Regions from separate parts of the Homo sapiens genome. Here region 2 is linked to region 1. Evidence: chromatin contacts called from ENCODE Hi-C or POLR2A ChIA-PET data. All regions are on one chromosome and are shown on one strand. Each heading gives the region's core, a stretch centred on a gene start or an enhancer-like site at or near the end of the contact. The rest is flanking DNA. Distances are from core to core; before and after follow the strand shown. Region 1 holds the start of SPATA20 (spermatogenesis associated 20). Region 2 holds the start of COL1A1 (collagen type I alpha 1 chain).

What was found. A loop is a pair of places that touch in the nucleus more often than their neighbours do. ChIA-PET counts read pairs that join two places held with the same protein, here RNA polymerase II (POLR2A). Pooled maps may share reads with other maps.
Region 2: a pooled map shows a loop between it and region 1 (5-fold over the local background). The contact joins the promoter of COL1A1 here to the promoter of SPATA20 in region 1. A Hi-C loop is called at or near these places in 1 of 168 maps with a recorded cell type or tissue (mammary epithelial cell) and 7 of 50 pooled maps. POLR2A ChIA-PET finds 5 or more read pairs at or near these places in 2 of 52 experiments (CD4-positive, alpha-beta T cell and MCF 10A).

Annotation. Positions count from the first base shown.
Region 1 is chr17:50,544,485-50,548,423 of GRCh38, reverse strand. SPATA20 (spermatogenesis associated 20) reads right to left here and starts at 1,250. Exons shown (of 17, transcript NM_022827.4): 1 at 1,139-1,250; 2 at 657-704; 3 at 1-141. The coding sequence starts at 1,215. RefSeq lists a silencer at 971-1,240.
Region 2 is chr17:50,200,381-50,204,319 of GRCh38, reverse strand. COL1A1 (collagen type I alpha 1 chain) reads left to right here and starts at 2,689. Exons shown (of 51, transcript NM_000088.4): 1 at 2,689-2,909. The coding sequence starts at 2,807. RefSeq lists a silencer at 3,425-3,474.

The DNA of each region.
Region 1 (3,939 bases), core at 1-2,500:
AGGTATGGTGACTTCTCGTGGATCAGGCGGTTGGGGACCCTCTGGGGTGTAGATGAAGGATGGCTTCCTTTCCCTCCAGCAGGCATGGGCACTGAACTACTGACCGTCGCACTTCGGTCCTTGTCCCGGGAGGAGCTACCCCTGGCGAGGACTGGTGCATCAGGCAAGCCAGGGGCCTCCACCCACCTTCTCCCAGGCCCCCCAGCACCTGCTCCATTTCACTCAGCACCCCAGTAGGACCCCTGCTCCCAGCCCAACCCACCTTTCTGAACCATGGGGGAGACTGTGGCCTTTGTGCTCCCCCTTATGTTTTTTGGGGGGTGAGGAGAGGTGGCTCATTGGGGGCTCCTTGCCAGGTTAGTCTCCCCCAACCTCCTGGGCCTGGCGGTGGGAAGGATGGCTGTGAGGTCAGGGCGGGTCACAATGGGCAGAATGGTTCTTGGGGCTCCATTCTTACCCCTCCCCAGGCCCCTCCCCCGGCCCTTCCTGGAGCAGCTGCTTGGAGGCATCTCTCTGGCAGGCCTGGGTGTGGCCCCACTGGAAGGCAGCCTACTGTTGGTGGCTGGACAGGCCAAGATCAGTAGGGTCTGGGACTCGACCAGGTGAGGGACAAACAGAGGAAACCAGACATGGGGACTCCCTCACTCAGCGCCCACCTGCTGGGACTCCTGTGGGGCCAGGTCCTGGGCCAGACTCCAGGACACCTAGGGAATCAGAGACCTCAGGGAGTTCAGCCTGGAAGTGGGACTGCAGGCAGACCTAAATAACGAAAGGTCCATGCAGCAATAAAGGACTGTGACAGGGCACAGGGTACTATTGGAGAAAGGCCCTTGACCCAGCATCCAGCACTGGGGTGCAAGGAAGGCTTCCTGGAAGCAGTGTCAGAACAGTCCCTGAGGAGCTGGCACTGCACTGGAAGGAAGGGGAGAGGAGGGAAGGGATGAGGACGGGAGAGGAGGGGAGGAGGGCCTTACAGCCAGAGCCAGGTCTCAGGAGCAGACCGGAGGTGGGGTGGGGGAAGGGCCAGGCATGCAGGGGTGGTCCAGACTGGCACTGGGGACCGGTGTCCGGAAGACCCTCCACTGGGCCCGCAGGCAGGCGCAGGGAGTGCCCTAGGGGCCCGCTCGCCCGCCCGTACCTGCGGCTCGCGGCGAGGCCTGCACCGGCGCGGGGCAGCAGAAGGACGCGGCCCAACCAGGCCCGCGCGCCCAGCATGGCTGCTCGGGGCCGTGGGCCCGGCCGCTGAGGACAGGAAGGGAAGTCAGGAGGCTGCGAGGGGCGGGCCGGGCACCTACGGAGCCGCGGGCGGGTCTTCGCCGGGACTTGGGACAGTGTGGCTGGTCTCCGAGCGTCGCCCTGCGGCGGAGCGCAGAATTGCAGATCAGGCACCCGAGCCTTGGGAGGACCCATTCTGTGCATAAAACTGGGCTCTGCCCCTGCCTGGGGAGGACAGCCCTTCTCAAGGGAATAGGGAGAGTTGTGGGATCTAGGGCTGGGAGATGCTAGGGACATGGGATGCCAGAGCTTCAGCTCATTTTGTCCAACCCCTGCCCATTTTACAAATGAGAAATGAGATCCAAGGCGAAGGCGTACCTTGGCCAGGTCCACCAGCTAACAAGGTTTGCTTTTTGCAGCCTCCTCGTCTCTAGGTCCTACTCAAATCCTACCCACTCCAGGAAGTCTTCCTTAAATAATACTGATGAGCCCATTTTATGTCTCATAGGTTACACATGGCCTCATTGGCTACATTCAGCCAATATTTATTAAGTGCCTGCCGCCTGCCACTCTGCAAGGCACTGAGTATACAATGGTGGGCAGAGAGAAACAAGGCTCCTGCCCTCACATGGCTCACAGTCTGTTGAGAGCGGCAGATGCTAATTCGACAGCCATACCGATAAACACCCACGTGACAAGTCCGTGAGGGTATAACGTAACAAGTGACCTGATCTGGTGGAAGGGGCAAAGGATGAAGGCTTCCCTGAGGAAATCACATTTGTGAAGCCATGGAGAACGAGAGAAAGGAACTTGGAGGGTGCTCAGGGGGAGTGCTGGGGAAGGAGGCAGAGGTACAGTTTGTGCAAAGGTCCCGTGGCTTGTCAGTGAGTCCGGGCTGAGCAACTGCAGAAAGAGGGAAGACAGGCAGTAGATGAGGGCAGAGGCAAGATCTTGGAGACACTCGTGAACTGTAAGAAGGGGATTTTTATTTTTTGAGACAGAGTCTCGCTCTGTCACCCAGGCTGGAGTGCAGTGGTGTGATCTCGGCTCACTGCAACCTCCGCATCCTGGGTTCAAGGCTGGTCTCGAACTCCTGACCTCAGGTGATCCATCTGCCTTGGCCTCCCAAAGTGCTGGGATTACAGGCATGAGCCACCATACCCGACCCCATTTTTTTTTAGCCAGAGTCTCACTCTGTTGCCCAGGCTGGAGTGCAGTGGATCTTGGCTCTCTGCAACCTCCACCTCCTAGGTTTAAGCGATTCTTGTGCCTCAGCCTTCCAAGTAGCTGGGACTACAGGAGCGCGCCACCATGCCCAGCTAATTTTTGTATTTTTAGTAGAGACGGGGTTTCGCCATGTTGCCTAGGCTGGTCTCAAACTCCTGACCTCAAGCGATCCATCTGCCTCAGCCTCCGAAGTGCTGGGATTACAGGTGTGAGCCACCGTGCCTGGCCAGAGAAGGGGATTTTTGATGACAGTAGAAGCAAGCTATTGAAAGGCTTTAGTCAGGAGGGTTACCAGTTAGATCTGCGTTTTGGAAAGATCCCACCAGCTTCCCAGTGGAGAATGAACTGGAAAGGGGCAAGAGTGAAAGCAGGGGCAGATAGGAGGCTATAGCAGCACCCAGGGGGAGATGGGGGAGCAGAGATGCAGAGAAAGGGATGGGCTGGAAGTCGGTCAAGGAGGAAACGTCGTCAGGATGGGCGGCGACAAAGAAGGCGGTGTCCAGGGTGACTTGCAAGGTGGGGCCGTTCCCTCAAGAGAGGGCATGGGGTGGGGGTGGGGGGACAACTCATGGGGTTCATTGTGGGACCTGTGGGTTTGAGATGTGCACATGGAGGCAGAGATGACACTGCTTGGAGGACAGAGGAGAGGCTTCAGGAGAGAGGATTGGGGGTCTTGACTGTTGAGACCATGTGGGTGTGGAGCTGATCCAGGGAGACCATGCAGAGGAGCAGAGAAGAGGGCTCAGGTCCAGGCTTAAGTAAGCCTGTGAAAGACACAGATGGAGGCAGGGCATGGTGGCTCACGCCTGTAATCCCAGCACTTTGGGAGGCCGAGGAGGGTGGATCACCTGAGGTCAGGAGTTTTAGACCAACCTGACCAACATGGAGAAACCCCCATCTCTACTAAAAATACAAAATTAGCCGGGCATGGTGGCGCATGCCTGTAATCCTTGCTACTCGGGAGGCTGAGGCAGGAGAATCGCTTGAACCCGGGAGGCGGAGGTTGCGGTGAGCCGAGATTTCATGATTGCACCCCAGCCTGGGCAACAAGAGCGAAACTCTGTCTCAAAAAAAGAAGAAAGAAAGAAAGAAAGAAAGACACAGAAGGGAAGCAGCCAGGGTGCAAAGGACAGCACCCCAGAGATGAAGGACAGAGTGCCTACATGTCAGACTCCTGAGGGGCCAGCCTGGCTGGGACAGAAAAATGTCCACTGGCTTCAGCAACATGGAGGCCATTGGTGTGCTTAGTGGGCGTCGTTCTAGTGAAGTCAGGCTGAGAGCAGAAGTTGCCGAGTCGGCTGAGGAGGAAGAGGAAAGGGAGGGGAGACAGAGAGAGATGATGGGTGCTTGACATGAGAGGATAGATGGGAAGACACTGTCAAGATGGATGGAGCTAATTAAGACACATTTCGATGGGAAGGATTCGTTTGAGAGAAAGTGGTGGACGCCATCAAGGATAGAAGAGATGGTGGTCCTGGGTGACTCTGAGAATGTGGG
Region 2 (3,939 bases), core at 1,440-3,939, 350 kb after region 1:
TACATTCCACAAGAAGCCAGAGCTTCAGAGTTTCCTAAAGATGAGGTGGCGTCTCCTCCTCTCACAGGCACAAGCTCCCTCCTCCTCCCACCCCCCATCCCCCCAGTCTGCAGCCCTCAATCCTGGCCAGGAAGGCCCAGCCAGGCTGGGAGGAGACCCCAAGCACATTCTTCCTCTCACTGTCATACTGCAGAAATTAAAGACACATCTTCAGCCTGGGCACCCGCCAAGCGTTTTAAGTCGAAGAGTGGCAGGGGAGGCCTTGAGCCTCAGCTCCATGCCACGTGTAAAGGATGCTTGGAAACTGTCTGCCTCGGCCCCTGGGAGGAAGGCCTGGAACTGGACATTGGGGTGGTGGCTGTCACACGCCAGGCACACAAAACTCCAAAGCCAGGGATCCCCAAATATCCTTCAGAACCCCAGGCCCATGATGTAGCAACCCCCAATTCACACCTTGGAGGTTTCAACTCTTCTTTAAGATGGGCGTGGGAAAGCCTGGATGGGAAACATATGGGGAGGGGCGGGGAGCTGCAGGCAGGAGCCCTTCTTACTACGAAAACCCAAGAAGCAAGGAAGTGGACAGGTCACTAACCCTCATACTACCAAGCCCTGCGGCACCCTGCCCTAGACCACCACTCTAAATGTCTGTTCCCTCCAAAAACAGGACCCCTGTCGCCTATTAGGGAGGGGTTCTCTTGGAACTGACCCACAGTAGGGGGCAGGACTTTGGTGGGTTCAAGAACTGCCATCTCAGCACCTCAGCCCCCTAGTCCTGCCCTGCAGTCGCTGGCACTAGGCGGGGGCAGACCCTGGGCCACAAGTTGCTGCCACATGGTCGGGATAATTGATGAAGGTCCATCCCTCCATTGCTGTCTCCAGCCCTGCCTCTCTGGAAACTCTATATTTTCCCTTTAATTATAGCCCCTGCAGTCTCCCTCTGCTGCCCCACCCGCACCGCTCATCCTGGCTGCCCACGGCCAGCCGGCCAGCCGACGTGGCTCCCTCCCCTTCTGTTCCTTTTTTTTCCCCTTTGCCTTCGTTGCACAAAACCAGCTGGGGGAGGGCGTGGAGAGGGGCGGGGGGAGGCAATGGAATCTTGGATGGTTTGGGGGAGGCGGGACTCCCCGCTTCCACGTTTGCAGCTCTGGAGCACCCGGGGTGGGGAGCTGCACAGGAGGGAGAGAAATGAACAGGGCACTGCAAGGAGACCCCCAGGCCTTCTCTCAGCCCTACAGAGTTTCTCAGGACGAGGTAGATTGGGGTTGAGGCAGAGCCTTGTTGGGGGAATGGGACATGGAGGAAGAAAGGACGTGGAGTTCTAGAGCCATCTTCCTTAGATATAGCCTGCTGTCCTTCGGGTCCCCAGACCCTTTCAGAGTGTACAGATGATTCTCTCTGGTTCCTAAGGCATAGAGCAATGACCGGGATTTTCAAGAAAGAGATGAGGCAGTGGGAAGTAGCCCCTAAAACAAAGTCAATCATCCTCTGCAGCCCATCCCACACCCCCAAAGGAAAGTTTCACCCAGACACCCAAAATATCCCATACATCCCCAACACTGAGTCCAGGTACAACTGGAGAAGGGGCTTTATGCAGCTCCCAGAAAGACACCCCTTTAGCTAAGTGCCCTCCCTCCACCCAGGTTCTCTCTGGTTTGACTGTGCTGGGAAGGAGGGTCTCTAAGCAGCCCCTGGCCACAGCCATGGCAAACAAAACTCTTCTCTAAGTCACCAATGATCACAGGCCTCCCACTAAAAATACTTCCCAACTCTGGGGTGGAAGAGTTTGGGGGATGAATTTTTAGGGGATTGCAAGCCCCAATCCCCACCTCTGTGTCCCTAGAATCCCCCACCCCTACCTTGGCTGCTCCATCACCCAACCACCAAAGCTTTCTTCTGCAGAGGCCACCTAGTCATGTTTCTCACCCTGCACCTCAGCCTCCCCACTCCATCTCTCAATCATGCCTAGGGTTTGGAGGAAGGCATTTGATTCTGTTCTGGAGCACAGCAGAAGAATTGACATCCTCAAAATTAAAACTCCCTTGCCTGCACCCCTCCCTCAGATATCTGATTCTTAATGTCTAGAAAGGAATCTGTAAATTGTTCCCCAAATATTCCTAAGCTCCATCCCCTAGCCACACCAGAAGACACCCCCAAACAGGCACATCTTTTTAATTCCCAGCTTCCTCTGTTTTGGAGAGGTCCTCAGCATGCCTCTTTATGCCCCTCCCTTAGCTCTTGCCAGGATATCAGAGGGTGACTGGGGCACAGCCAGGAGGACCCCCTCCCCAACACCCCCAACCCTTCCACCTTTGGAAGTCTCCCCACCCAGCTCCCCAGTTCCCCAGTTCCACTTCTTCTAGATTGGAGGTCCCAGGAAGAGAGCAGAGGGGCACCCCTACCCACTGGTTAGCCCACGCCATTCTGAGGACCCAGCTGCACCCCTACCACAGCACCTCTGGCCCAGGCTGGGCTGGGGGGCTGGGGAGGCAGAGCTGCGAAGAGGGGAGATGTGGGGTGGACTCCCTTCCCTCCTCCTCCCCCTCTCCATTCCAACTCCCAAATTGGGGGCCGGGCCAGGCAGCTCTGATTGGCTGGGGCACGGGCGGCCGGCTCCCCCTCTCCGAGGGGCAGGGTTCCTCCCTGCTCTCCATCAGGACAGTATAAAAGGGGCCCGGGCCAGTCGTCGGAGCAGACGGGAGTTTCTCCTCGGGGTCGGAGCAGGAGGCACGCGGAGTGTGAGGCCACGCATGAGCGGACGCTAACCCCCTCCCCAGCCACAAAGAGTCTACATGTCTAGGGTCTAGACATGTTCAGCTTTGTGGACCTCCGGCTCCTGCTCCTCTTAGCGGCCACCGCCCTCCTGACGCACGGCCAAGAGGAAGGCCAAGTCGAGGGCCAAGACGAAGACAGTAAGTCCCAAACTTTTGGGAGTGCAAGGATACTCTATATCGCGCCTTGCGCTTGGTCCCGGGGGCCGCGGCTTAAAACGAGACGTGGATGATCCGGAGACTCGGGAATGGAAGGGAGATGATGAGGGCTCTTCCTCGGCGCCCTGAGACAGGAGGGAGCTCACCCTGGGGCGAGGTTGGGGTTGAACGCGCCCCGGGAGCGGGAGGTGAGGGTGGAGCGCGGCGTGAGTTGGTGCAAGAGAGAATCCCGAGCGCGCAACCGGGGAAGTGGGGATCTGGGTGCAGAGTGAGGAAAGCACGTCGAAGATGGGATGGGGGCGCCGAGCGGGGCATTTGAAGCCCAAGATGTAGAAGCAATCAGGAAGGCCGTGGGATGATTCATAAGGAAAGATTGCCCTCTCTGCGGGCTAGAGTGTTGCTGGGGCCGTGGGGGTGCTGGGCAGCCGCGGAGGGGGTGCGGAGCGTGGGCGGGTGGAGGATGAGAAACTTTGGCGCGGACTCGGCGGGGCGGGGTCCTTGCGCCCCCTGCTGACCGATGCTGAGCACTGCGTCTCCCGGTCCAACGCTTACTGGGGCAGGAGCCGGAGCGGGAAGACCCGGGTTATTGCTGGGTGCGGACCCCCACCTCTAGATCTGGAAAGTAAAGCCAGGGATGGGGCAGCCCAAGCCTCTTAAAGAGGTAGTCGGGCCGGTGAGGTCGGCCCCGCCCCGGCCCCATTGCTTAGCGTTGCCCGACACCTAGTGGCCGTCTGGGGAGCCGCTAGCGCGGTGGGAGTGGTTAGCTAACTTCTGGACTATTTGCGGACTTTTTGGTTCTTTGGCTAAAAGTGACCTGGAGGCATTGGCTGGCTTTGGGGGACTGGGGATGGCCCCGAGAGCGGGCTTTTAAGATGTCTAGGTGCTGGAGGTTAGGGTGTCTCCTAATTTTGAGGTACATTTCAAGTCTTGGGGGGGCCTCCCTTCCAATCAGCCGCTCCCATTCTCCTAGCCCCGCCCCCGCCACCCCACCTGCCCAGGGAATGGGGGCGGG